Regions from separate parts of the Homo sapiens genome. Here all the other regions are linked to region 1. The links are chromatin loops, found by intact Hi-C in ENCODE. Cell type or tissue: A673. All regions are shown on one strand. Region 1 has its middle 18 kb from the start of ZDHHC20. Region 2 overlaps LOC107984553 (a long non-coding RNA gene). Region 3 has its middle 7.7 kb from the start of LINC01046. Region 4 overlaps IL17D (interleukin 17D). Region 5 overlaps ZDHHC20 (zDHHC palmitoyltransferase 20).

The links. A loop is a pair of places that touch in the nucleus more often than their neighbours do. Peaks named below come from ENCODE experiments on the same cell type or tissue, not always from the same donor. Only the 100,000 strongest peaks of a DNase experiment are listed, where the experiment ranks them.
Region 2: it touches region 1 in a loop (4-fold over the local background); 6 of 110 quality-filtered maps call a loop at or near these places.
Region 3: it touches region 1 in a loop (5-fold over the local background); 2 of 110 quality-filtered maps call a loop at or near these places.
Region 4: a loop joins it to region 1, with 6 times the contacts of the local background. A loop is called at or near these places in 9 of 110 quality-filtered maps.
Region 5: a loop joins it to region 1, with 2.7 times the contacts of the local background. A loop is called at or near these places in 10 of 110 quality-filtered maps.

The regions. Positions count from the first base shown.
Region 1 is chr13:21,474,584-21,479,583 of GRCh38, reverse strand. No RefSeq gene overlaps it. Among named protein-coding and RNA genes, the nearest start is that of ZDHHC20, 18 kb to the right of the region's middle. RefSeq lists a silencer at 2,227-2,276. In A673, CTCF peaks have their summits at 459 (motif pointing right) and 2,370 (motif pointing right); DNase peaks (open chromatin) are centred at 473 and 2,383; H3K4me3 peaks cover 367 bases; H3K27ac peaks cover 1,118 bases.
Region 2 is chr13:20,179,978-20,184,977 of GRCh38, reverse strand. It overlaps LOC107984553 (a long non-coding RNA gene), which reads left to right. Exons shown (of 3, transcript XR_001749956.2): 2 at 4,997-5,000. Among named protein-coding and RNA genes, the nearest start is that of GJB2, 10 kb to the left of the region's middle. In A673, a CTCF peak has its summit at 2,549 (motif pointing left); DNase peaks (open chromatin) are centred at 2,527 and 3,587.
Region 3 is chr13:21,239,764-21,244,763 of GRCh38, reverse strand. No RefSeq gene overlaps it. Among named protein-coding and RNA genes, the nearest start is that of LINC01046, 7.7 kb to the right of the region's middle. In A673, a CTCF peak has its summit at 2,361 (motif pointing left); DNase peaks (open chromatin) are centred at 2,363 and 4,083; H3K27ac peaks cover 2,528 bases.
Region 4 is chr13:20,710,872-20,715,871 of GRCh38, reverse strand. All of the region lies in intron 1 of IL17D (interleukin 17D), which reads right to left. Among named protein-coding and RNA genes, the nearest start is that of IL17D, 9.7 kb to the right of the region's middle. In A673, a CTCF peak has its summit at 3,103 (motif pointing left); a DNase peak (open chromatin) is centred at 3,061; H3K4me3 peaks cover 802 bases.
Region 5 is chr13:21,397,086-21,402,085 of GRCh38, reverse strand. ZDHHC20 (zDHHC palmitoyltransferase 20) reads left to right here. Exons shown (of 13, transcript NM_001330059.2): 6 at 401-433; 7 at 1,593-1,713. Among named protein-coding and RNA genes, the nearest start is that of LINC00539, 55 kb to the right of the region's middle. In A673, no CTCF peak of the experiment used is centred here; a DNase peak (open chromatin) is centred at 2,125; H3K4me3 peaks cover 402 bases; H3K27ac peaks cover 1,531 bases.

The DNA of each region.
Region 1 (5,000 bases):
CCTAACTCAAGCCAGTTAGGGAGAGAAGTTTCCATGCTCAGAGGAGGCATCCCCTGTGATTTGTTTAACTTCACATTTTCTCACCTCTGCCTTGGAAGTGACAGGTGTTTAATTCTAAATTGTAACAGTTAATGGACTTTTAAAGACATTTTCCTGATATTTTTCTGAGGGAGTACAAGACAGACTTCAAAGTCAGAGTTCCATGCAGATAAGCACACAGATCCGTAGACAGAGGCGGTAGAGGAAAAGTGAGTCACTAAGTTTTCTTTAATGGAAACTGCATATCTTCAAAAGCTGGAGTGCAAACTGACACTAATACCACATCGATGCCATAGAATGAATGAGACAAAATGATGAAATGCAGGGAGAAAACTCGTATTGAGAAAAATTAAAAGAATCCTGCAAATCACTTGTGGCGTTACAGTTGATTTAAAGTGAAAGCATTCAATACAAATGTTCCACAAGGTGGCAGCCTTGCTTTTCCAAAAAATTTTTATCTGCCTTGCATACACCAAGCATTACTTTCCTTTCCTTTCCCTCCCTCCCTCCCTCTGTTCCTTCCTTCCTTTTTCTTTCTTTCTTTCTTTCCTTCTTTTTCTTTCTTTCTTTCCTTCTTTCTTTCTTACTCTCACTCTCTCTTCATTCCTTTCTTTGTCGTCCCTTCCTTTCTCTCTTTTTTTTTTTTTTTGAGACAAAGTCTCACTCTGTCACCCAGGCTGGAGTGCAGTGGCACCATCTAGGTTCGCTGCAACCTCTGCCTCCCAGTTAAAGCGATTCTCCTGACTTAGCCTCCTGAGTAGATGGGATTACAGGCACCTGCCACCACGCCCAGCTAATTTTTGTATTTTTATTAGAGATGGGGTTTCACCATGTTGGCCAGGCTGGTCTTGAACTCCTGACCTCAAGTGATCCTCCCACCTTGGCCTGCCAAAGTGCTAGGATTACAGGCGTGAGCCACCTCACCCGGCCTTTTTTTTTTTTTTTTTTTTTTTTTTGGCAGGGCCTTGCTCCACCCAGGCTGGAGTGAAGTTGAGGGTTCCTCAAACTCCTGGGCCCAAGCGATCCTTCCACCTCATCCTCCCAAGTAGCTGGGATTAGGGGCATGCACCACTACACCCAGCTAATTTTTAAAACTATTCTGTAGAGACGGGGTTCTTGCTATTTTGCCCAGGCTGGTCTCGAACTCCTGGCTTGAATCTATCCTCCCGCTTCGGCCTCCCAAAGTGCTAGGATTACAGGGTGAGACACTGCACCCGGCCCACACATGATCTTTTTTTTTTTTTTTTTTTGAGACAGAGTCTCTCGCTCTGTCACCCAGGCTGGAGTGCAATGGCGCGATCTCAGCTCACTGCAACCTCCACCTCCTGGGTTCAAGAGATTCTCCTGCCTCAGCCTCCCGAGTAGCTGGGATTACAGGCACTAGCCACCACACCCAGCTAATTTTTTGTATTTTTAGTAGAGATGGGGTTTCACCATGTTGGCCAGGATGGTCTTGATCTCCTGACCTCGTGATCCGCCTGCCTTGGCCTCCCAAAGTGCTGGGATTACAGGCGTGAGCCACCATGCCCAGCCCACACATGATCTTTAACAGAAAAACTAACCATATAATAAAGAAGATATACAGAAAATTACAGAATATCTCAGAGATGACTTGCTTAATGAAGGAGAAACATTGTGGGAGGCTTTGAACTGACATGCCTCAGCTAAATATTGACCAACTCAGAGAAATTAGTGCTTTACCACATTTACCATTAGCACTTGCTGTTTGTGTTTGCTTACATTCGGCAAGGAAGGAAATTAATGTTTGGAATCTCTATGCAACATCTTGTTACTAGCCAGGTTATCTCTTCAGTATCATCAATGTCAAATCTTTATTGAAGCCTGCTCTATTCAAAGCATTCTGCTAGGTGCTAGTCTTCTTTCTAGGAGAGTTCTCTTGCCAAGAGGATGAAATGGGAGAAAACAGTGTGCTTATAGTACTTACCACACCTAGACTTATATAATATTTAAACATTCAATAGTGGGTGAAAATATATTAATAACTCCTTTATGCTTTGCAGAATGTCATGCGAGCTCTTCCCCAAAATTTTATGATCCAAAAAGAATTAAAGGAATGTTCACAGTAGCATCATTTCAAATAAAAATTCAGAAACAACATAAATATCTAGCACCATGAAAATGGATAAATTGTGCTCTAATTGTACAATGAAATTCTAGGCAGCTGTTAAAATGGCGAATGAGTAAATTAAGTTACTAAGCTATTGTCTCTCCGTTCCATCCCCTCGCTTGCACACATACTTGGCTTTGTCATGATGGGGCCGGTCCCAGACCCTGCAAAACCCGTTTCCCTTTGCTTGCTGGCGACGTGCTAGGCTCTGCCGATAGGGGGCAGTAGAGGGAGCCTGCAAGCCGGGAGGAGGGAAAGGGGCTCGTTCCTCTCTGTGTCCGGTCAGTGTTATTTGTGTCTGTACTCAGCCTTCATCCTGGCAGCGGTTAGTACCAGTCTCCTGGTTTTTTTTGTGTGTGTGTGTGGTTTTTTTTATGTTTTGTTTTGTTTTTGTTTTGCACTCCCGGAACCAGCCACATTGTGTCCTCTCCCCGCTCCCGCCACCCGCCCAGGCACTGGCACCAGGCGCCTCTTGGGAACGGCAGGCCTTTCTTTCCAGTTTCTGGATTTTAATCCCCCAGCCTCTTCTCTTAGTACCCTGGACCAGGGAGTGGTAGCTGCTTCCAGCATTTACTTTCTTCTTTGCTTCTTCACTCTTCTAGCACCTGTTTAACCAGCTCCTTCTATTAATTTTTTTTCTGTTAAGCTCCCCTTCCCCAGTCCTAAAAAAAAATAATAATAATAATCTATTGAAATACTTAATGTGGACCCTGACTCATACAATGACCATGTGTCAGGAACTGCAGATTTATAACACAGGTAGATAAGGAGGTAGAGGCATAGCAGACATGCATATATACATATTAGAATATTTCCATATACATATGTGTTATATATAAAATGCAGATATATACACATGTAAGTACATATGTATTTCTTACATGAGCTATATTTAGACCTATGTGTACATATATATAAAATTTCCTGCCAGGTGTGGTGGCTCACGCCTGTAACCCCAGCACTTTGGGAGGCCGAGGCAGATGGATCACCTGAGGTCAGGAGTTCGAGACCAGCCTGACTGATATGTTGAAACCCCGTCTCTACTAAAAAAAAACACACAAAAATTAGATGGGCGGCATGGTGGCGGGCACCTGCAGTCCCAGCTACTTGGGAGGTGAGACAGGAGAATTGATTGCATCCAGGAGGCAGAGGTGAGCCAAGTTTGTGCCACTGCACTCCAGCCTGGGCGATGGAGCGAGACTCTGTAGCAAAACAAACAAACAAACAAACAAACAAAACAAAGAATTTCCCCTAATCCTTACAATAAATGCTATGAGAAAGATACTATTATTCCTATTTTACAGGAGGAGAAACTGAATCTCAGGGAGATTAGTTAATTTCTACAATGCATAGCTAATAAGTGGTAATGCTGGGATTTGAATCCAAATATCCCCAACTCCACAATCTGTATCTTTCCCATATGCTTTAAAGTTGTTTAGACCTCAATTCAATCTATCCTTAACTGTGTTCTGCAATATAACTCAGTCCTTAGGCTAATCCACAACTGTCTTCTTACCTAATAGTGTAAGTAAATATAGCACTATTCTAATAAGTACTAGAGAATATAATCACCATAATACAAGACTGTTTCTGTGACTGAAGTTATGGGGAGGTTGAGAAAACTGTAGGAAAAGCATGGACATTTCTAACTCCAAGTTACTTGTCATTCATTCATTCAGTTAATATAATATAGTGCCTATTATGTGCCTGAAGATGTGCTGGACTCACGGTGATAAACAAAATAGAAATAGTCCTTCCTTTAAAAACTTTCCAATCTAAGGAAAGTGACAGTCTTTAATTAAATAATCATGCATAGGAGAAATACCTAACTATATCACACAGAGACTTAGCATAGACTGGGTACTTGACTACAAAGGCTGTTCTAAATGCAGCCCCCTGCCCCACACACGCACACTCAAGAGCTTGGCATCTGCCCCTCTCAATGTCTAGGACGGCATGCCTAGTCTGATTTTGTTTACCAGGAACTCATCAGTTCTCAGTCCAAAGTAATCTAAGAGAGATATCACAGTAATAGAGAAACAGAGATAGTGCAGCTACATAATGTTTTCTAAAAACCTGCTTTTCTGGTCATTTCACAACTTGCCTCCCATGTGACTTGTGACACTAATCAATGTTTTCAGTGGCAGCCTCTTAGCCCAGACTTTTCCTGTAGCCTAAATACAATCAACAACATATACCTGGACTGATCAGAGAATAATAGCCAGGAAGCTTTGTGAGGGACAAACTTCAAGAAATGCAGAAACAGCCGGGCGCGGTGGCTCACGCCTGTAATTCCAGCACTTTGGGAGGCCAAGGCGGGTGGATCACGAGGTCAGAAGATCGAGACCATCCTGGCTAACACGGTGAAACCCCATCTCTACTGAATATACAAAAAATTAGCCGGGCGTAGTGGCGGGCGTCTGTATTCCCAGCCACTCCGGAGGCTGAGGCAGGACAATGGCGTGAACCCAGGGAGCGGAGCTTGCAGTGAGCCAAGATCAGCCACTGCACTCCAGCCTGGGCGACAGAGCGAGACTCCGTCTCAAAAAAAAAAAGAGAAATGCAGAAACAGAAAATCTAACCAAACCAGAAGCTCATATAGTAATCAGGGCTGAGAATCTATTTATCACCCCACCATGACAGCTAAATCTCTAAACTCCCTTTTAGGTGCATTTTGTAGTCAGGAAACAGATCATTAGACCACCCTGCAGCAAAGAAAAAGAAAAAGACCTTGTGGAGTCAAGGTCCACTGATGGGTACTAAAAATTAGCGGGGGGAACTTCACAGAGAAGCAGGATTTCTGCATAGCCTCAAAATGCCTCTTCCCTAAGGA
Region 2 (5,000 bases), 1.3 Mb after region 1:
CATGGCTAATGATTCGTTTTCCCAGGCAATATTTACTGACTGCCACCAACTGTTAGGGGCTGGGGGCATAGCTGTGAACAGAACAAAACATCAGGCTTCACATTGAAGGAGGCCGACTCTCAACAGATCCCTGTAGGTGGTACCTGCTGCAGGTAATTTAAATGGAGGAAAATAAGACGTCATGAGGGAAACGGGAAATTGCAATGTAACTAACATAGGGTGGTCAGGAGATCCGGAGGATACAGGGCAGCAAACCACACGAGTCTCTTAGGGAAGCATCCCAGTGAGACGGAAAGGCCAGGATGCCAAAGAGTCAGGGCGAGAAAGGGGGAGATGGGGCCAAGGAGGGCGTGGCTGGGACAGATGGCGCAGGCCACGCAGGCCGCTGTAAGGATTCATGGTTTTAAGACGGAATTCTAGCATCTGCTCTCCAGCATTTGTTCTGCCCTCTGATGGACCCAAAGTCAGTCTATTTTCCACTTGAGAAAGCTTCGAATAGCTGAGAACAACAGGTCCAAGTTCAGACTTTATCCTCCTGCTCCACAGCCCCACATTCCTTCACACATTCAGCATTAAGCAACTACTGCATACCACCTTACTAGATACAGGCTGCCTTCAACTTCCCTAAGAAAACGCATGCTCTGACAGTCAAGCAGCAGTAACTGTGCTGGGAGACTCCTCCTCAAGGCAGGAACAATATTCCAGTCCACAGTGTCCTCCTAGAAGGCAGATGGCCCCCTGTCCTCAGTGCAGCCCCCGACATGGCTGAGCCATGGAACCACTGTTCTGGACATCACGTTATTGCTCAAGTGACTTAGCTTTTTAACAGCCCTGTCACTTTTGCTCATTTCAAAATGAAAAGGCAACCAATGTGATTTTTGTAATTATAGAATATATAAATACATTTTCACTTAAATAATACAGGAGTATACGAAGTCAAAAGTGAAAGTCTCATTTCACTCCCCTGCTTGGAAGTTTCAGTGTTAACATCTGGATTATATCCTTCCAGACTTTTCCCCTGTGCAATTGAATATACTCATACTTATATACATAGACACACAACACATACGTGACCATGTTGGTTTGCATTTCTTACATCATTTTTTCTATGATTGTTTCCCATTTAGTAATATGTCTTAGAAATCCTTCTAGGTCTGGCCAGGTGTGGTGGCTCACGCCTGTAATCCCAGCATTTTGGGAGGCCGAGGTGGATGGATCACTTGAGGTTAGGGGTTTGAGACCAGCCTGGCCAACATGGTGAAACCCCTTCTCTACTAAAAAAATACAAAAGTTAGCCAGGCATGGTGGTGCATGCCTGTGGTCCCAGCTACTTGGGAGACTGAGGCAGGAGAATCTCTTGAATCCAGGACGTGGAGGTTGCAGTCAGCCAAGACTGCACCATTGCACTCCAGCCTGAGCAACAGCGGGAGACTCCATCTCAAAAAAACACAACAAACAAAAAAACCCACAAACAAAAACAAAAAGGAAATCCTTTCATGTCACCATGTATAGAAATTTGTTCTTTTAACAATGTACAATGTCCCATCGAATGTTACTGAACCATCTCCTTGTTAAGTGATAGTAGCATTGTCTCCCATTTTTCACAAAGTCTACCCTTCCCCCCATTTTTCTTTCTTTTTTTTTGAGATGGAGTCTTGCTCTGTGGCCCAGGTGCCGCCCCCCCACCCCCATTTTTCTAACCTAAATTCAGGGCTTTGCATTGTCCCTGTTACATTTCATCTTGCTGGTTTGGGCTCATCCTTCTGGTCCATCCAGATCTTTTTGAACCCTGTCTTCAGTTTATTAGCAATTCATTCCAACTTTATGTCATCTGTCAGTTTCATGAGCGTGCTTTCTCTATGGTCACTTAAGCCAATAAAAATGTTGAATAAGGAATGCCACCAACAATTTCCTGCTAGCTTAACATCAGTTCACTTACCAACATGATTCAAGTTTGGAGTTTTATGGATAAAGTACTTAGCCACATCTCATTCACAAGTTTCCATTTCATAGTAGGGATATTATGGAAGGCTGTCAAGTGTTTCTGCAAAAATACCTAAGGGTATCCATTATTTGATTAGCCATTTCAAAAACACATTTACGGAGATCTTCATCTGGGCAGAGCATTATTCCAGGCCTCTGAAGAACCAAAGATGATTTTGAAAGGAGGTCACAGTGCAGACAGCAGGTGTGTATATAAGGTGGCTACTTTACAAAACAGGATATGGCAAGCTGGACATGACAGGCACAGCAAAGTCTCTGAACAGAGTTCGGGGCATGAAATTGTTTCTTTTGGGGGTCTTCAGGAACAATTTCATGAAAGCTAAATCATGAAAGATAGCAGGCTTTTGCCAGGAAAAAAAAAAACAAGACTAGTGATTAGTTTGGCGTTTTCGGTTTCTTTGAGAAGCGAAATAACTTATCAAGGACTCTTTTTGCCACTTGATGTTATAATTGGTTGATAGGTCTCTCAGAAGCCCTTTGTGCAAACTAGAACCTGCAGGGATGTGCAAAGCCTCTCTCTGCTGCCATCTGCTGTCTTACAAGAGGTAACTGCAAGAGGTTGAATCCTCCAATGCCCTGGGGATTCCCATTGCAGGGCAGGGGCAGCAGCCTGTGTTAATAACCACCCGAACAGCCACATGTACCCCTCCACAAAAGTGTCACTGTCTCCATTGCTCTGGAGTTTGTATTCCCAATTTGTAATCTTTGTTAGGGCACTCATAAAAAATTAAAAACAAAAATTCACACAAACATACACTACTTTCATTCATAAACAACACAATAACCAAACTGAGAACAATATCAGCAAACATCTATAATCTCGTGGTTGTAGTTAGTAGCTTTTTACAGGTCCTTATTTAGGTTTTTCTCAGGTTTCTCTAACTATTCTGATCCTTGGATTTTGAAATTTTACTATCTAGGACTATAAATGCTATGACGTCGGATTATTTCTTGACACTCATCCACGAGGGGAAAATCTCTTATTTAGAAAAATGTTTAAATCAACATCTAATGTAAACATGGAAGCTCTCTAAAGATTCAGCATCATTTTATTTTACTTCTTTTATATTCTTACGAAGGGAAATCACCTAACATATTTCACTCAAAATTTTCAGGATTTTTACTAATTGTGACATCTACTTTTCAAAAATAAGAAGTAGGTTTGGGAAATTTTGAGTCACAATAAATCAGGAAAGTATGATTTTTTTTTCACATTTGCCCTGCCTTTTCCAAAGGAGAGAGATCTCAATGTGAACAGATATTTGTACATCCATGTTCATTGCAGCTCTGTTCACAACAGCCAAGAGGTGGAAGGAGCCCAAGTGCCCATCAGCGAATGGACAGAGAAGCAAAATGTAGTCTATGCATGCAATGGAATGTTATTCAGCCTTAAAAAGGAAGGAATTTCTGACACATGCTACAACATGGATGAACCTTGAGGACATCATGCTAAGTTAAATAAGCCAGACACAAAGGACAAATATGTATAATTCCACTTAGATACTCACAGCAGTCCAATTCATAGAGGAAGAGAATGGAGTGGTTGCCAGGGGCTGGGAGGAGAGGGGATTGGGAGTTGTCTAATGAGTACAGCGTTTCTATTTGGGAAGTTGGAAATGTTCCCGGAGACGCTTGGTGGTAATGGTTGCACAGCAGTGTGAATGTACTTAATGCCACTGAACTGTGCACCTAAAAATAGTTAAGATGGTAAATTTTATGTTATGTGTGTGTGCACATGTGCATTTACTACAATTTTTAATGAAAAAAGTGAAAAAAGATCTTTTAACACAAGAGACAATGGATGGGCTGCATTGAAAGACATTGATTGCGATCAAGCATGTTAAGATGCGTTCTGAACTCAGACACACATCAAACCCTGTTAATGTCTCTATCCTATTTTATTAGCACTATAATGCACTGAAATAAACTCCTAAGCCCATGCACATTAACCATAAACATTAAACTAAGAGGACAGGTCTGAGCACACAGCTGGGCCTTGCCCTTCCTTGTGAAAAACAATCACATTCAAGTCTGGTCAAGTTATTTAGGGGAGAAGGACCAGAAAATTATTCTGCCTCAAATTCAAATGGCATGCTAGAACTGCCCTTTCCTAATCTTAAAAAAAAATTTATAGTACTCTCTATAGCCCATACTAGGTAGAATATTATGCATTAAAGTTATTCTCCAGAAAAATTAGCTGGGTGTGGTGGAACACACCTGTAGTCCTAGCTACTCAGGAGGCTGAGATGGGAGCATCACCTGAGCGGGGGGAGGTCAAGGCTGCAGTGACTGGTGATCGCACCACTGGACTCCAGTGTGGGAGACAGAGTGAGACTCTGTCTCAAGAAAAAAAAAATGTATTCTCAGGAATGGTAATAAAAGGAAGAGGCACCCATGTCAAGCTTTGAAAATCTCATATTTCTCTAAATCTAAATCTCTGTGTCGTTAAGCCCCTTGGCAACTTATTTCCCAAAGCTGGTATGAATTATAATTCATTTAGTAATCTAGTCTAGGAGTTTTCATCCGTATTCCAAACAGAAGTAGAAGTTTTAATAATACTCATCATCTATGTCCAGAAGCACATAAGAACTTGGAAGAATTTGTTCTCCCCAGCCAGCAAACTTCTAGTTGTAGAAATGGTAGGAAAAATTCAAAGTCACAAAGAGAGAATATTTTCATAGGATTTTCATCCTCCAGAGCCTTTGACAACCTTTGGGTTCCCAAAAACATACTCCAATGCTCTAGGAAGCAGCAAGCAAAATCAGTCCTTATGGGAAACACCTTGTTGCTGTTACTGTTTTAGTGATTTCTTCTTGGCTTACTCTGCTCATTCTGAATGGGAAAATAGCTATGTTTATGGGCCTGGGGGAGTGAAGATGTGGTCACAAAGGAGAAGGAAAGGCTAGAAATTACAAATGTCCAGCACTTTGACTCTATGTGTTAGTTATGTGTGGTCAGAATTTTGTAAAATGACTTAATTTTGTTCATCCAGAGAA
Region 3 (5,000 bases), 230 kb after region 1:
TTCCTTAACTTAGTGTAACCAATGTTTAAATTAAATATTTAAATGTATTTAACCCATACTTACTTCCCCATCACTTTGCGAATGTCTTGTGGAAAAAGAGTATCTTACTAATCTTGTGTGCCTTTCATGTTTCTTTGCACATAGTGTACTATAAATATTTGTTGAATGAATGAGTGAAGAGAAAAGGAAGACTGTCTAAGATGGGTCAATTGATGCCAAAGTATTTGCAGACAATACATTTTGTAGATGCTCATATTTTTATATCGCTGCTCTAGCCTTTTAAAATATGCCATATTTGGCCGGGCGTGGTGGCTCACGCCTGTAATCCCAGCACTTTGGGAGGCCAAGCTGGGAAGACTGCTTGAGCTCAGGAGTTTGAGACCAGCCTGGGCAACATGGAAAAACTCCATCTCTAAAAAAAAAAAAAAAATTAGCCAGGCATACTGGTGTATGCTTGTAGTCCCAGCTACTTGGAAGACTGAGGTCAGGGAATCACTTGAGCCCAGGAGGTTGAAGCTGCAGTGAGCCATGATCACACCACTGTACTCCAGCTTGTGTGACAGAGTGAGACGTTATCTCCAAAAAAAACAGAAAAAAAAAAAAAAAAAAAAAAAAAAAAAAACAAGAAAAAACAATCCTGCCAGATTTACTTTGATTGGTTCAAATCTTTAGAGACACAGCCTCTACTATCACTTGTAATATTTTAAATCCCTTGAAAACAGTGGTGTGATCTTACAGTGGAAAATTCACCAACCTGCCAACCCTGAAATAGACTGAGCCTCTACGCCAGACTCTTTCTTTGTTTATTGGATTTATCTAGTGCCTTTGATTTAGAGCTGAGAGCACATATGCTAGTCACCTGGAGAGATCCCGTATTTCAAAACAACCGATAGCCAATAAGAATGGGGAAGACAGCAGACACTGTCTCTGATGTTGACATATCCTGCTTTGTCTCCCCTCGCTTTCCCTTAGCAAAGAAATATTTCATATTCACAGCACAGTCAGTACTCCTTGCCTGCCACCAGGCCCGGAGCGAGAAAAGCCCAGAAAGGAGGACCTAGCAGGTACCCAGGCCTCTCGAAGTCACAGCTGGTGGCGTGAGGGACCAACCATCCATCACACCAGACCACACAGCGTCTGGTCTCAGCCTGCTCATGGCCCAGCCTCTTAAGGCGATCGGCTCTTCTCCTCTCTCTGCCTCATCTCACAAATCTTCCCTCTGGCCCTCACCCTCCTCCCATCTCTGCTTTCTGCCTTATCTCCTTGTCACAGTACTAGAAAGGGCGAGCCGACCAAAGCCGTCCTGAGAACTGCCGTGGTTCTGGTCCATTAGCAGCACACAGAACAAGTGAGGAGGGGTGGGCAGAACAGACAGGATCCTGCCAACTGTGAGTGAGTAACAAGCGTATCCATGCAAGGTTTTCCAGCTCACGTGAAGCCGTGTCTCTTGGAAGGTTACCCCTATGGCTCCTCCAGGAAGGAACTGCACCTCCCGCCTCTCAGCCTCTGCTGGCACCTTTCCAAACACAGAGGTGCTCTGCCGTACCCAGCAGACAGTTATCTTCACAGTGCAGGGACAAAGTGATACCTGTAAGAGAAGGTGAAGCAGAGAAAGCTAGAGAAAATGTTGCAGAGAAACCCTTCCAACTGAAATGATGAGCCAGTAGTCGTCTTTTTATGCCCATCCTCTTCCACCTCCCTCTCCACAAAAATAAATAAATTAAAGAAATTCAGCACCTGTGGAAAACTCTGCCAAGAGGAAATTACCTCCTGTGTGGTTTGTCAGATTCATGTTCTTCACACTTTCCATGGGAACAAAGGCTGTCTACATATTTCCTGTCAAGTGAAGACAATGGTGAGGCTCTGAAAACCATTTTGAATCCTTGGGTTATCTGGGGAGGAAGTTATTGAAAAAAAAATAGCCTGTAGGAAAATGTTTGATTCCATTTTATTCAGGCTCGGGATAAATTTCTTATGGCATTTCAGGGCAGTGGAGAAGTCACGGGGACAGGAGAACAGTGGGTGAGTCCTGTGTCAATCAGAGTGCAGGGCTGTGTTTTCTGGCTATTGCCATGTAACAAACTGTTTCAAAACTTTGTGACATAAAGCACTGATTTTATTATGCTCATGTGTCCTTGTCTCCATTCTGTGATGCTGGGGCCTTGTCACTGGCTGTCGGCTGGGACGTGCTGGGGTGATGGCTGGAGAACATTTGACCTCTCCAAGCGGCCTGGCCTTCCTCACTGCAGTGGCCTCTGAATTGTTAGCTTCCTTACATTACAGCAAGTGTGCGAGTCGGCAGGTGGAAGCTCTGCTGTCTTTGTCACCTAGCCTCAGAAGTCACATAGCATCACTTCCGCTGCCCTCTCCTGGTGGGAACAGTCATAAAAGCCCACCCATTTTCAAGGCAAGAGGACATAGCCTGCGCCTCTCAAAGGGAGGATTGTCAAAGCCGCACTGGAAGATCACGTAGGTTGGAAGATAGCATGGCTGCTGTATTTGAGAGATTGTGCTGTGCTCTATGTAGAGGTTTCTGTAGGAAATAAACGAGTTGAGTTCTCTGGTGAAAACACATCTGAAAACGTGTTAATAGGAATATAGCTAATCCTTAGCATTTCTTGTAGTAGCTAAGGTCAGTGTACCTGAGCAGTAGTCTTGATGCTAAGCTAACAACAGGTAGCCAAAAGGAGTGTTTTCTAGCTATTTGGAAATTGAAATTCAACCAAAAAAGCTACTGCCGCTCTGAATCAGTTACATCATGATACCTTAGATCTAAGCTACCTTTTTTCCTGAATAATAGAAGGTTACATTGATTAGAAATTATGGGAAAAGTAGATTCCTTCATATAAAAATTGATTAAAGTTTGATTCTATTCTCTGTTAAAGTAAGAAGCTTTTTAAATAATTGAGTTCTTTGAAAGAATTTTTATATTTTATATTTTTTTACCTATTTAGCCATGATAAATAGAATCAGATAAGAGACCAAGTGTGAATATTCCCCACAACCTTCAACCAGGTGTACGTATGTATTTCTCTCTATGTTCTACAGGACTCAGCAATGTGTAGTGCTTATGAGTTCTCATTTGACAGAGGAGGACTCCTGTGTGGAATGCCATGTAATGGCCAGGTGCGGTGGCTTATCCCTATAATCCCAGCCCTTTGGAGGCCTAGGCAGGAGGATCGCTTCAGGCCAGGAGTATGAGACAAGCCTGGCAACATAGTGAGACGCCCCCACACACACATACCACTACAAAAAAAAAAAAAATTAGCCAGACTTGGTGGCACATGTCTGTAGTCCTGGTCACTGGGGAGGCTGAGGTGTGAGGATCATCTGAGCCCTGGAAAAGTTCGAGTCCTCAGTGAGCTATGATCACACCATTGCACTACAGCCTGGGTGATAGAGCAAGACCCCATCTCTAAAAGAAAAAAACAGATATATATATAAGTGCCATGTAATCATTTACACTTTTATTTCTTGTCTCAATTCTGGTTTTTTTTCTTGAGCAATTTCTTCTTTTCATTCTCATGAAAGTTAAGGTGATGATATTTTATAGATATAGGAATATCTATAAAGATACAAGGGAAATGATTAACAATTATTATCTACTGAGGACTGGAATTGGGGGTATTGTCTACTTTGCAGTTCATATGCATACAATCACCCACAAACTGTGTATCCACGTAGCCTTCGCTGCCATTTGTCCTGAGCCTTTTCAAGAAGCTCAAATCCTAGAATGATTGAAACATCTTAGATCCCAAAGTGACTTAAGAACCATGCTAGGAATTAATCCTGCTTCCTAGAAAGTTACACAACAGCAGCATTTGTGGCAGTGCCACAGCAAGCCGGGGACTGGCCCACGGGCGGTACGCTGTCATTCCCAGTGCTCTCTCTGCCTTCCAGAGTAACAGGAATTTGCCTCACGTCTGTGACTCATTTGCTGGAGCTGTTAAGTGATGATGGTTTAAAATCTCAGGGAAGTAAAGCCACCACTTACTGAGCACTTCCTGTGTGCCGTGCACTCAGTTGTAAACACATGATTTTATTTCATCTTGACGATAATCCTTTAAAAGAGCTTTTATTATCCCAATTTTCCAGATGAGGAAATTGAAGTTCTGGGAGGATGGGTAACTTGTAGAAGGTCACACCGTATGTGAGTAATGGACCCAGCCTCTCCACCTACTCTCAGCCAATTATAGAGATTAAATTAGAAGCAGCTCTTCCTTTCTTGGAAAAGTAAACCTAATGGGAACCTCAGAAGCCATAAAGGAAAAGAGTGATTAATTTAGCCACATAAAAATCGAAGGCTTCTGCTCAAAAAACTGCACCAAAAACTTGGATCAGGGATGTATAACAAACTAGTGGGGTGGGGAAGGAGACTGCCAAGCTGTGATAAAAGGCCAATTTTTAAAACATAACAAAGAACTTTTTAACAGTCAGTAAGCACGAGACATACAGACTGCTGTGAACATGGGACGGGATGCTCAGCTTCACTCGTGATTAGAGAAATACAAATTATTTGCTGCAAATTACATTTTCAGCTGTAGGTTTGACAAGGATTTTAGAAGTGGATAATGTTAAGTGCCGTCAAGCGTGCAGGACAACAGGTACCCTCCATCTCCATTATCTGTGGACATGCAAATCGGTACAATTCTATATAAAAACTGAAAATACACATACTCTTTGACTCAGCATTTGTTTATTCCACAAATATTTTAGTATAGGTATTCAAAGATATGGGTACTGTTCTATTCATTGCCATGCCAGAAACTTCATCAATAGATGACTGATTAAATAAATTGTAGAATGTTTATACTACCAAACACTAGTAGCCATTATTATTTTTTTTTACTTGAATCTTGTTTTTTATTTTAGCACTTTATACAGCTTGTCTCATTAAGTGTCACCTAGCTAAGATTTTTTTTATAGGGCAAGGCACATATATTTTGTTTTGTTTCATTTTTGCTCTGGATCTCATGTGTAGCAAGTAGAGATATGAAATT
Region 4 (5,000 bases), 760 kb after region 1:
TTCCTTAGGCTGAGATGGGAGGATCCCTTGAGCCTGGGAGGTCGAGGCTGCAGTGAGCCATGATCACGCCACTGCACTCCAGTCTGGGTGACAGAGTGTAACTCTGTCTCAAAAAAATAAAAACAAAAAAAGATGTATAGATATATCTATATTTCAAAATAAAACTTTTAAGTTAAAAAAAATTTTTAATGCAAATTCTCAGACTTAACACTACATCCAAGGAGTCGGAAGCTCTCCACACTAACAAGCTGTCCAAGTGATCTGTTTCACTCATTTAAGCTGGGGAGTCACTGATTCAAATGAATCAGCAGAAACCCATTTCTGGCTGCACAGTCAACAACGTAAGCGCTATCCCTAAAGGCTAGCTAGCCATTGGCTAAGCTCGGATCTATCTATCGATTTGCAGCTGATGGCAAACAACTGGATGATTGCATTTCCCAAGTGGGTGTGAATTTCATGACCATACCGGCCCAGGACTTCTACATTTCCTCTAATGAGTACATAAGGTCATTATTAACCCAGTAAGCAATCAGTGTTGCCAATGGGATGGCTTCCCTGGAGGCACACAAATGAGCTTATAAAAAATAGTAATCAGTGTCCCCCCCACCCCCAGAGATTCTGATTCAATTGCTCTAGAGTGGAGCGGGGGGCTGGTCTTTTTTAAAACCTCCCCAGATAATTCTAATAGACAGCCCTGGTATAGACCAGTTGGTCTCTATGTTTAAGAGAAGTAATGAGTCACGAAGACAGGTTTGTGTTAGCCTTCCGATCTCTCACTTTCCCTTTGGAGCAAGCCCAGCAGCTGGGAGGGGGAATGGTTTTGAGACCACAGGGGAAGGAAGGGGCAGGACCACCACATTGGAAGCACTATGTGCAGCCAGGACGGCTGTGGGGCCAGGGCCGGGTATAGTAGGGCTCTGGTGGCTGGCCAGGGAGTAACTGGAGACCACAAACAGCTTCCCTGTTGCCAAGCCATGGCCAGCAGACCCATCAGCTCCACCCTCCTTCCATGAGCTAAGGCCCCAGGGAGCCAAAGATCTTCAATATGTGCTGCCAAGAAGCTCTGAAAAATGCTTTTCTGGCCCCCACAAGAAAACATCAGTCGTGCATTTCTCATGAAACAGGACATGGAAAAATCAGCCTGGGATAGCAATGAGGTCTGCCCAGGGCACGGATCCCCACTGGCTTCCCCAGGCCAAGGAGAACTAGCGGTCAGTCCTGCCCTGTCTGGGTACTGAGGTTGACTTTGGTGCAATCCTGAACTTAACATCAAGGTCAGGGCTCCAGAATGAACCCGGCTCCTCTGCCAACTGAGCTGGCTCAGGGCTATTAGGAAAAAGAAGGCTTAGCCTGCCCACCCTCTCCTCTCACTCGTGAGGAAACTGAGGCACCAACAGAGTAGCGGACTTGTCCAAAGTCTTCCAGCTCTCCTGGGTTAGCCCAGCCGCCCGCACTGCCCCCCACAGCCAAGCTGCCTAAGCCTCACGGTAATAACAGATGCGGTGTGCGGTTTGTGGCTATTTAGCAGCCAGCCAGGCACTTGGTAAACAGTGAGGCTACAACAAGGAAATCCATTTATTCTGGGGAAATTCGTTCATCTGGGAGGTAGGGGAAGAGGAGAGAAAGACTAATGTTTTGGAAAAGAATTTGGAAGATAATTCAGAAAAAAAAGTTTTACAGAGGGAAAGGGAGAAAAAGAAATGAGAATGAGAACCCACATTTCTTGAAGGGTTTTATTTTGTCATGGCAAATGCCACACATTCATTGCAGCTGGGAAACATCTCTTCAAAGGAAAAACACGACTCATGCCCACGGGGTGGCTTAACTCTCCGCCCGGGGGAAGCTGCAGAATCTGGGTTCAGAGCCATCTTTGAAGTGTCTGTCCTTGGGGCAGGCGCCTGTGCGCACCAAGGGGGGAGTCCACCCGACCGCCAGTGAGTCAGTTGTCGCCACAACACTGGTTATGAGGAATAATCACTATCACAACATGAGCCTGGACTCTTTAATTCCGGAAGAGTTTCCGGTAGATTCTTTTCTCTTTGGCCTCTTATTTAGTGAGCAGTGTGCTCATTGCCAGTTTTTCATGTGTCACTTCTGGAAGACAGACACCATGAGGAATTTCACTTCATGGCATGTGGGGAACTTCCTGAATTTGCCCAAATCATTCTGTTGGCATTAGGGCACATGCATTTTATTCAGGTGAGGAGCATTGCAAGAGGCGCTGATGGAATGAAATATTATCATCATCCCTGGTTACTCTAAGAATGCTAAAGTAAAACCCAGGCAGTAAGGGGAAAATAACTATCAAAGCAAAACGAACATACCTATTTTCAGAACGAGAGACTTTAATCCCATAACAATGCTCCTGACAATGCTTTTATTTTTACCCTGTGAAACAGTGATAGGTGCAGTAGAGCCTGCTGTATTTTAAGAAGCTGGGGCAAGGGGGGAGTAGCGGGGTCTGTGCTGTACCTTGGCCAGTTCAAGGTCATTTAAGCATACAAACATTTTAGGGGGAAAATACCAACATTTCTTAAATAAGCTGCTTTAAACAATGAGTTTCTCTTTTTCTCCAAGAATGAATGAGGATGAACAATGTCCCGCCGGCCGTCTCACAGGCTGTGACTGAGACCTTCCCAGCCAGGCAGCAGAGCCCTCTGTCCTTCACTCTTCCTTTCTCTAACGCCCTCGTTTTCTCAACAAAGCGTTGTCATTAGAGGATGGCGGCGAAAGGACACTGCACCTGTGCTCATGTACTATGTGCAGAGACTCCGTGAAGGCGTGGCTTAGTTTGCTTTAAGACATTAGAAAATAACCCACAGTTTGGAAGCAGGGACCCAAGGAAAAACGTTATAAAAAAGAAAGAGGGAGGGAGGGAGGAAGGAAGGAAGGAAAGAAGGGAGGGAGGGAGAGAGGAAGGAAAGAAGGGAGGGAGGAAGGAAGGAAAGAAAAGAAAGGAAAAAAGAAAAAAGAGAAAGAAAGAGAAGAAAGAAAAGCACCTCCCATCCCCAAATTCCACAGACCACGCGGTGGGCCGGCCCGGGCAGCCAGTGCGCTGGGCGAGGACGCTGGCGCCGTGCTGCCCCCTGTCGGCCAGAGACGCCGCTGCAGACACCTTCGCCAGCCGGTGCTCAAGACAGTGGGGACGCGCGTACCACAGGGGTCTCAGCCTGCAGGGTGGGGTTTTTTTTTTTTTTTAGCGTCGGCACACACATTTGAAAGTGCATAAAAGAGAGACATGCATTTGTTAAAGGGGTAGAGGATAAATGGGAGTTTGTTTTTGAGACGTAGTTTTGCTCTGTCACCCAGGCTGGAGTGCAACGGCGCGATCTCGGCTCACCGCAACCTCCGCCTTCCGGGTTCAAGCGATTCTCTTGGCCTTAGCCTCCTGAGTAGCTGGGATTACAGGTGTGCGCCACCACACCCGGCTAATTTTGTATTTTTAGTAGAGATGGGGGTTTCACCATGTTGGTCAGGCTGGTCTTGAACTCCTGACCTCATATGATCCACCCGCCTTGGCCTCCCAAAGTGCTGGGATTACAGGCATGAGCCACTGCACCCGGCCTGGTGTCTTAACAAGAAGGATAGCTGTAGTGAGGATAACTTTCTCTAACATTATACTCCTAATCTTTCTCTAATGTTATAACCCCTTAGATAAATTTTTTAAAAAAGATTTGATGGAGAGAAAGTGATGCGAACAGTACCTTGTGACTGCAGGAGGAGTGTCAGGGTCTGTGGTTCCTGGCTGTATTCCAGGGGGCCTGCCCACCAGCCCCTAGACAATATTTGATGAATGAATGTGACCCTGGGTTTCAATATCGGTCAAGTGGAATAATTAATGGACAGCCCACATGGGAAACAGGTCGCAGTGAATGGGCCATTGCTGAACTGCCCACAGGTAACTGGAAGCTGAACTTGGGCACATTTAGTAAGTAGGGGATATCCTTAGGTACACTGAGAGCCGCCAGTCTTCACAGCTGTATAGCATTTTATCTGACTAGCTGCCTATAGGCGGTCATTCAGGTGACTTCCAGTCTGTATCCCACATCTGTATCCCAAGGTGGCGCTTTTCAAATGAAATCCCTGAAGGGAATTTATTTTCTTGTGATTTCCCCTCTTCCCCAATGTCATCTGCTGAAATTCTGGTACTTGGGTTCTCCACAGGAAAATACCGGCTTCCTTCAGCCGGGGTACCTGAACCGTACCTGCACTGGGCTGCTGGGGAGGGTCTCATGGCCTCTTCGAATGCCGTTGGTGACCTAGGGTGTCTATTTGAAAGTTACTTGACCTCCTGTCCCCTGTTCTCCCTACTCTCCTTTACTCTCTGCTATGGTCTGTGTCCCTCCAACAGCTCATGTGTTAAAAACTCAGTTGCCATGGTAACAGTGTGGGAGGCGGGGCCTTGAAGAGGTGACTGGGTCAGGAGGGCTCTGCCATCCTTGGAGGGGTTCCTGGTAAAAGGATGAGTTCCGCCCTTCCCTCTCTGTCACTTGCTTCCACCTTCCAGCGTGGGACGACTCTCACCAGATGCCAGCACCAGACCCTTGGGCTTTCCAGCCTCCAGAGCCATGAGCCAAATCAACTTGTACTTTTTTTTTTCTTTTTTTGAGACAGAGTTTCACTCTTGTTGCTCAGACTGGAGTGCAATGGCATGATCTCAGCTCACTGCAACCTCCACCTCCCCAGTTCAAGTGATTCTCCTGCCTCAGCCTCCCGAGTAGCTGGGATTACAGGTGTGTGCCACCACGCTCAGCTAATTTTGTATTTGTAGTAGAGCTGGGGTTTCTCCGTGTTGGTCAGGCTGGTCTTGAATTCCTGACCTCAAATGATCCACCCACCTCAGCCTCCCAAAGTGCTGGGATTACAGGCGTGAGCCACCACGCCTGGCCAACTTGTACTCTTTATAAATTACCCGCTCTGTGGTATCTGTGATGGCAGCAGAAAATAGCCTAGGACACTCCTTGTCCTTTTCTTTGTTTACCTCCCGACTACAGCTATCC
Region 5 (5,000 bases), 77 kb after region 1:
TGAATTTTGTTTTTTTCAGGACAGGGTCTCACTATGTCAGCCAGGCTGGTCTCGAACTCATGACCTCAAATGATCCTATCGCCTCCACCTCCCAAAGTGCTGGAATTAATTACACGCATGAGCCACTGTGCCCAGCCCAGATCTAAATATTACAGTATTATTTGATGTGGTCTAAGGCAGCTGAATATGTTCAGCTGAATTCCCAGTATAAAAATCATGACTTTTTACCTATGAACATTCTTGTGGAAGCATCAGAAATTATCTCTAACCTAGTTTCTGGGTTGATTCTCTTAAGATGTAGTTGTAAAGGGAATTTTAAGTCAAATAAAAGAAAATTATGAGAAGTTAGAATTAGAAGAATTTTTCTGCATGGATTTTCTTATGCTTGTTTGTTTCCTAGATGTATTCTTAAGATGGATCATCACTGTCCTTGGTATGTATAAAAAAACAGAAGAAATTGCATTGGTGGTGAGAGAGAGAATTTAGAGTAACTTCAGTATTCCTAAATTTTGAAGGCCAGTTTACTCATAGATATTAAGATTGATCTCTTTACATATATGCATAGATTTGTATGTAAACAGTTATATTAAATGGTTTCTATTAAAATATCTGCTGAAATTAACCCAAATAACAATGTATTAAGAATTAACATTAAAATTCCACATTCCTTATGGAATTTATTAAATACAAACATTCACAATTAAGACACCACTCAACTTCCCAGATGACCCATTTCTAGGTAATAATGATTAAGTTTTCTAGTTTTCTGATTTGTCTTTCTTTGTGTTTGTTTTGTTTTATTTTATTTTTGAAACAGGGTCTCTGGTTGCCCAGGCTGTAGTACAGTGGCATGATCTTGTCTCACTGCAGCCTTGACCTTCTGGGCTCAGGTGATTCTTCCACCTCAGTCTCTCAAGTAGCTGGGACTGCAGGCATGCACCACCACGCCTGGCTGATTTTTTGTATTTTTAATAGAGATGGGGTCTCTCCATGTTGCCCATGCTGGTCTTGCACTCCTGGGCTTAAGCAGTCCACCCGCCTTGGCCTCCCAAAGTACTAGGATTACAGGCATGAGCCACTGCACTCGGCCCAATTTATTTTTTTTAATTATTATGTTTTAATTGTTTTAAAAAACATCGAAGAGGTCAGGAGTTCAAGACCAGCCTGGGCAACATGGTGAAACCCCATCTCTACTAAAAATACAAAAATTAGCCGGCTGTTGTGTTGGGCGCCTGTAATCCCAGCTACTTGGGAGTCTGAGGCAGGAGAATCACGTGAACCTGGGAGGCAGAGGTTGCAGTGAGCCGAGATTGTGCCACTGCACTCCAGCCTGGGCAACAGAATGAGACTCCCATAAGATGTACCATGTTAACCATTTCTTAGGGTACAGTTCAGTAGTGTTAAGTATGTTCAAATTGTTGTGCAATTAATCTCCAGAACTTTTTCATCCTGCAAAACTGAAATTTTATTCGCATTAAAAAGCTCCCCTTCCCCACACCACACCAGCCCCTGGCAGCCTCCATCCTACTTTCTATTTCTGTGAATTTGTGATTTGTCTTACTTTTATAATGTGGCTTTCTTTATTTTTCCAGGGTGAATAACTGTGTGGGATTTTCTAATTACAAATTCTTCCTGCTGTTTTTATTGTATTCCCTATTATATTGCCTTTTCGTGGCTGCAACAGTTTTAGAGTACTTTATAAAATTTTGGACGGTAAGTCTTTTTTTCTATCTTGAAACATGTATTTAAGACTTTAAGATGCTATCTTCCTAATAAATTACTTTATTTTTTATGACAAGTAGATATACTTTAATTTTACAAGTTAGAGTTTTATAAATCCATCAGAGGACAGATAGGGCTACAATTTACTTTCATATACACATGTTTATTTGTAAATAAATGTGTATTAAACAGGATATAGTGAGCCTCTTTTAGTGATCCAAATTATTTTCACCCACATTCTAACAAAGACATATTCATTTTAGGGAGGTAAATTGCTTTTCTTTGAGTTGGTGAGACTTACTGCAATTTTATAGTAATAAAATCTATAAAGACAGGAAGCAGTTTAGTGGTTGCCTCAGCCCCAGGCAGCCACTAAACTGCTTCCTGTCTTTATAGATTTTACAGCATTTCTTAAAATGGCAAATGAATGAAAACAATCAAATGTCTTATCAACTGAGGTCCCCTGAAACTATGACACATCTATACAAAGGAATGCAATGCAGCTTAAGAAAGAATAAGGAAGCTCTTTATAACAAATGATGTGAAGTGATCTTTGAGATCTTTTATTAACGTGAAAAAAACAAGGTACGGAAGAATGCATATAGTATGCTGCCGTTTCTACAGCAAAATAACATGTATATATATTTGTATATGTTTTATCTGGAAGAATGCAGTAAAAAATTCTTAACTGGTTGCCTCTGGGGAGGGCACTTAGAAGGGAGACATGCTTTCTACAGTTATCCTTTGGATTTTGTATAACATGGACAAATAGTAATATATTCAAAACAGATAAATATAGCTTTAAAATTTTTTTTAGTATGGAAGTATATATTTTTTGAGGAAAAACTACCAAAAACATTGAAAGTAACTGCCTCTTGGAAGTGGGAGAACTGCTGTTTTTCATTAATAGCTTTTTAGCATTATTTTAATTTTCTCTGTGCATGTGCCATTTTTTAAAAATTTAGAAATTATTTTATATTTTATTTTATTTTTATTTTTATTTGATTTTATTTTTATTTGAGACGGAATCTTGCTTGGTCACCCAGGCTGGAGTGCAGTGGCGCGATCTCATCTTACTATAACCTCTGCCTTCTGGGTTCAAGCGATTCTCCTGCCTCAGCCTCCCTGAATAGCTGGGATTATGGGTGCTCCACCACAATGCCTGGGTAATTTTTGTATTTTTAGTAGAGACAGGGTTTCACCATGCTGGCGAGGCTGGTCTCGAGCTCCTGACTTCAAGTGATTTGCCCGCCTTGGCCTCCCAAAGTGCTGGGATTACAAGTGTGAGCCACTGCACCTGGCCAAGAAATAATTTCAAAATAAATGAACATTTTCTCCTTCATTTAAACTCTCTTTAAATTTCAAGATAATATTAATTCCTTTCTCTTTCCCCTTCAGCCCTTTAAATATAGGTTCAGTCCTGGGCTGTCTCACTGTTGGTTCTTTCTACTGTGTTTCTGGGTTGTTGCGTGTCCCCCTGTGGCATTCACAATTGCTGTTCCTAGCCCTAGCGCTCACATGGGCTGAGCCCATTCCCCTGTTTCCAGTTGCTATTTATTGAACCAGTAGACATGAGGAAGACACCATAAAAATCAGCACGTCTCAAACCAACCTCATTTTCATTTCACTGTTCTTTCTATGTTTATCTGATTGATTGGGAACAACATCTTTACAAATCTTATCAGTTTCCAAGCTAGAAAAATTAATAGCATCTTGGAACTATTGTTATTCCTGTATGAAACTGAGGTATAGAATCAGGGTGGTATACTAGGGGAAAAAAATGAGCTTTCTTTACATGTAAATGCCATGTATGTATTTATTTGCCAGAATCTAAGCTCCATGAGAGCATGAATATTTGTTTATTTTGTTTGTTTATGTTTCTTTCCTTTTTTTTTTTTTTGAGACGGAGTCTCGCTCTGTTGCCCAGGCTGGAGTGCAGTGGCGCGATCTTGGCTCACTGCCAGCTCCGCCTCCCGGGTTCATGCCATTCTGCTGCCTCAGCCTCCCGAGTAGCTGGGACTACAGGCACCCGGCACCTCGCCCGGCTAATTTTTTGTATTTTTAGTAGAGACGGGGTTTCACCGTGTTAGCCAGGATGGTCTCGATCTCCTGACCTCGTGATCTGCCCGCCTCGACCTCCCAAAGTGCTGGGATTACAGGTGTGAGCCACCGCGCCCAACCTGTTTGTTTATGTTTCTTAGTCGCCCAGTACTGAACACACAGTAGGTGTTCAGTAAATATTTGCTGAGTGAATAGCCAGAATCAAGATACTTAAACTTTAGACTCTTTGTTCTTTCATTTTTAAAACTGAGGTAATAACTTATAGGATTGATGTAATGATTAAAATAAATAGTGTAAATACATGGAAAGCAGTCAGTAGATGTTTTTTATTTTGTTTTTTCCAACTCTGTGCCTCAAATCATTCCTATTCCTAATATCACAGACATGGTTTAGACCCTCCATCTCCTAATTTCCTGTCTTTATTCTCTCCTTTCTTAAGTACAATCCCTGCCAATTTATGAGCAGAGGAAAATTTTTTTTGCATATGCTTATGAGGATATGCTTGCTAGCTACTGGCATGTCTTTTTTGTGAAATTTCTATTGTGTTCTTTGCCCATTTCTAGTAGGTTTTCATATTTACACATGAAAAGAGTTTGTCTTATATTAAAGATACTAATCTTTTTTGTTGTTGTTTTGTTTTTTGAGATAGGGTCCCACTCTGTCTCCCAGGCTGGAGTGCAGTGGTGCGATCACGGCTCACTGCAGTTTCAATCTCCCAGGCTCAAGCAATCCCCTGCCTCAAGCCCCCAAGTAGCTGGGACCATGGGCAGGCACCACCATGCCCGGCTAATTTTTGTATTGTTTGTAGAGACAGGGTTTCACCATGTTGCCCAGGCTGGTCTATAAGTCCTGATCTCAAACAGTCCTCCCACCTCGGCCTCCCAAAGTGCTGGGATTACAGGTGCGAGCCACCGAGCCCAGCCACTAATCGTTATTCTTGACCTTGAGTTAGATGAGGATTTCTTTTTTTTTTTTTGAGATGCAGTTTAGCTCTTGTCACCCAGGCTAGAGTGTGATGGCACAATCTCGGCTCACTGCAACCTCCACTTCCTGGGTTCAAGTGATTCTCTAGCAGAGACGGGGTTTTACCATGTTGGCCAGGCCAGTCTTGAACTCCTGACCTCAGGTGATCCGCCCGCCTCGGTCTCCCAAAATGCTGGCATTACAGGCATGAGCCACTGCGGCCAGCCCAAATGAGGATTTCTTACATTGAACAT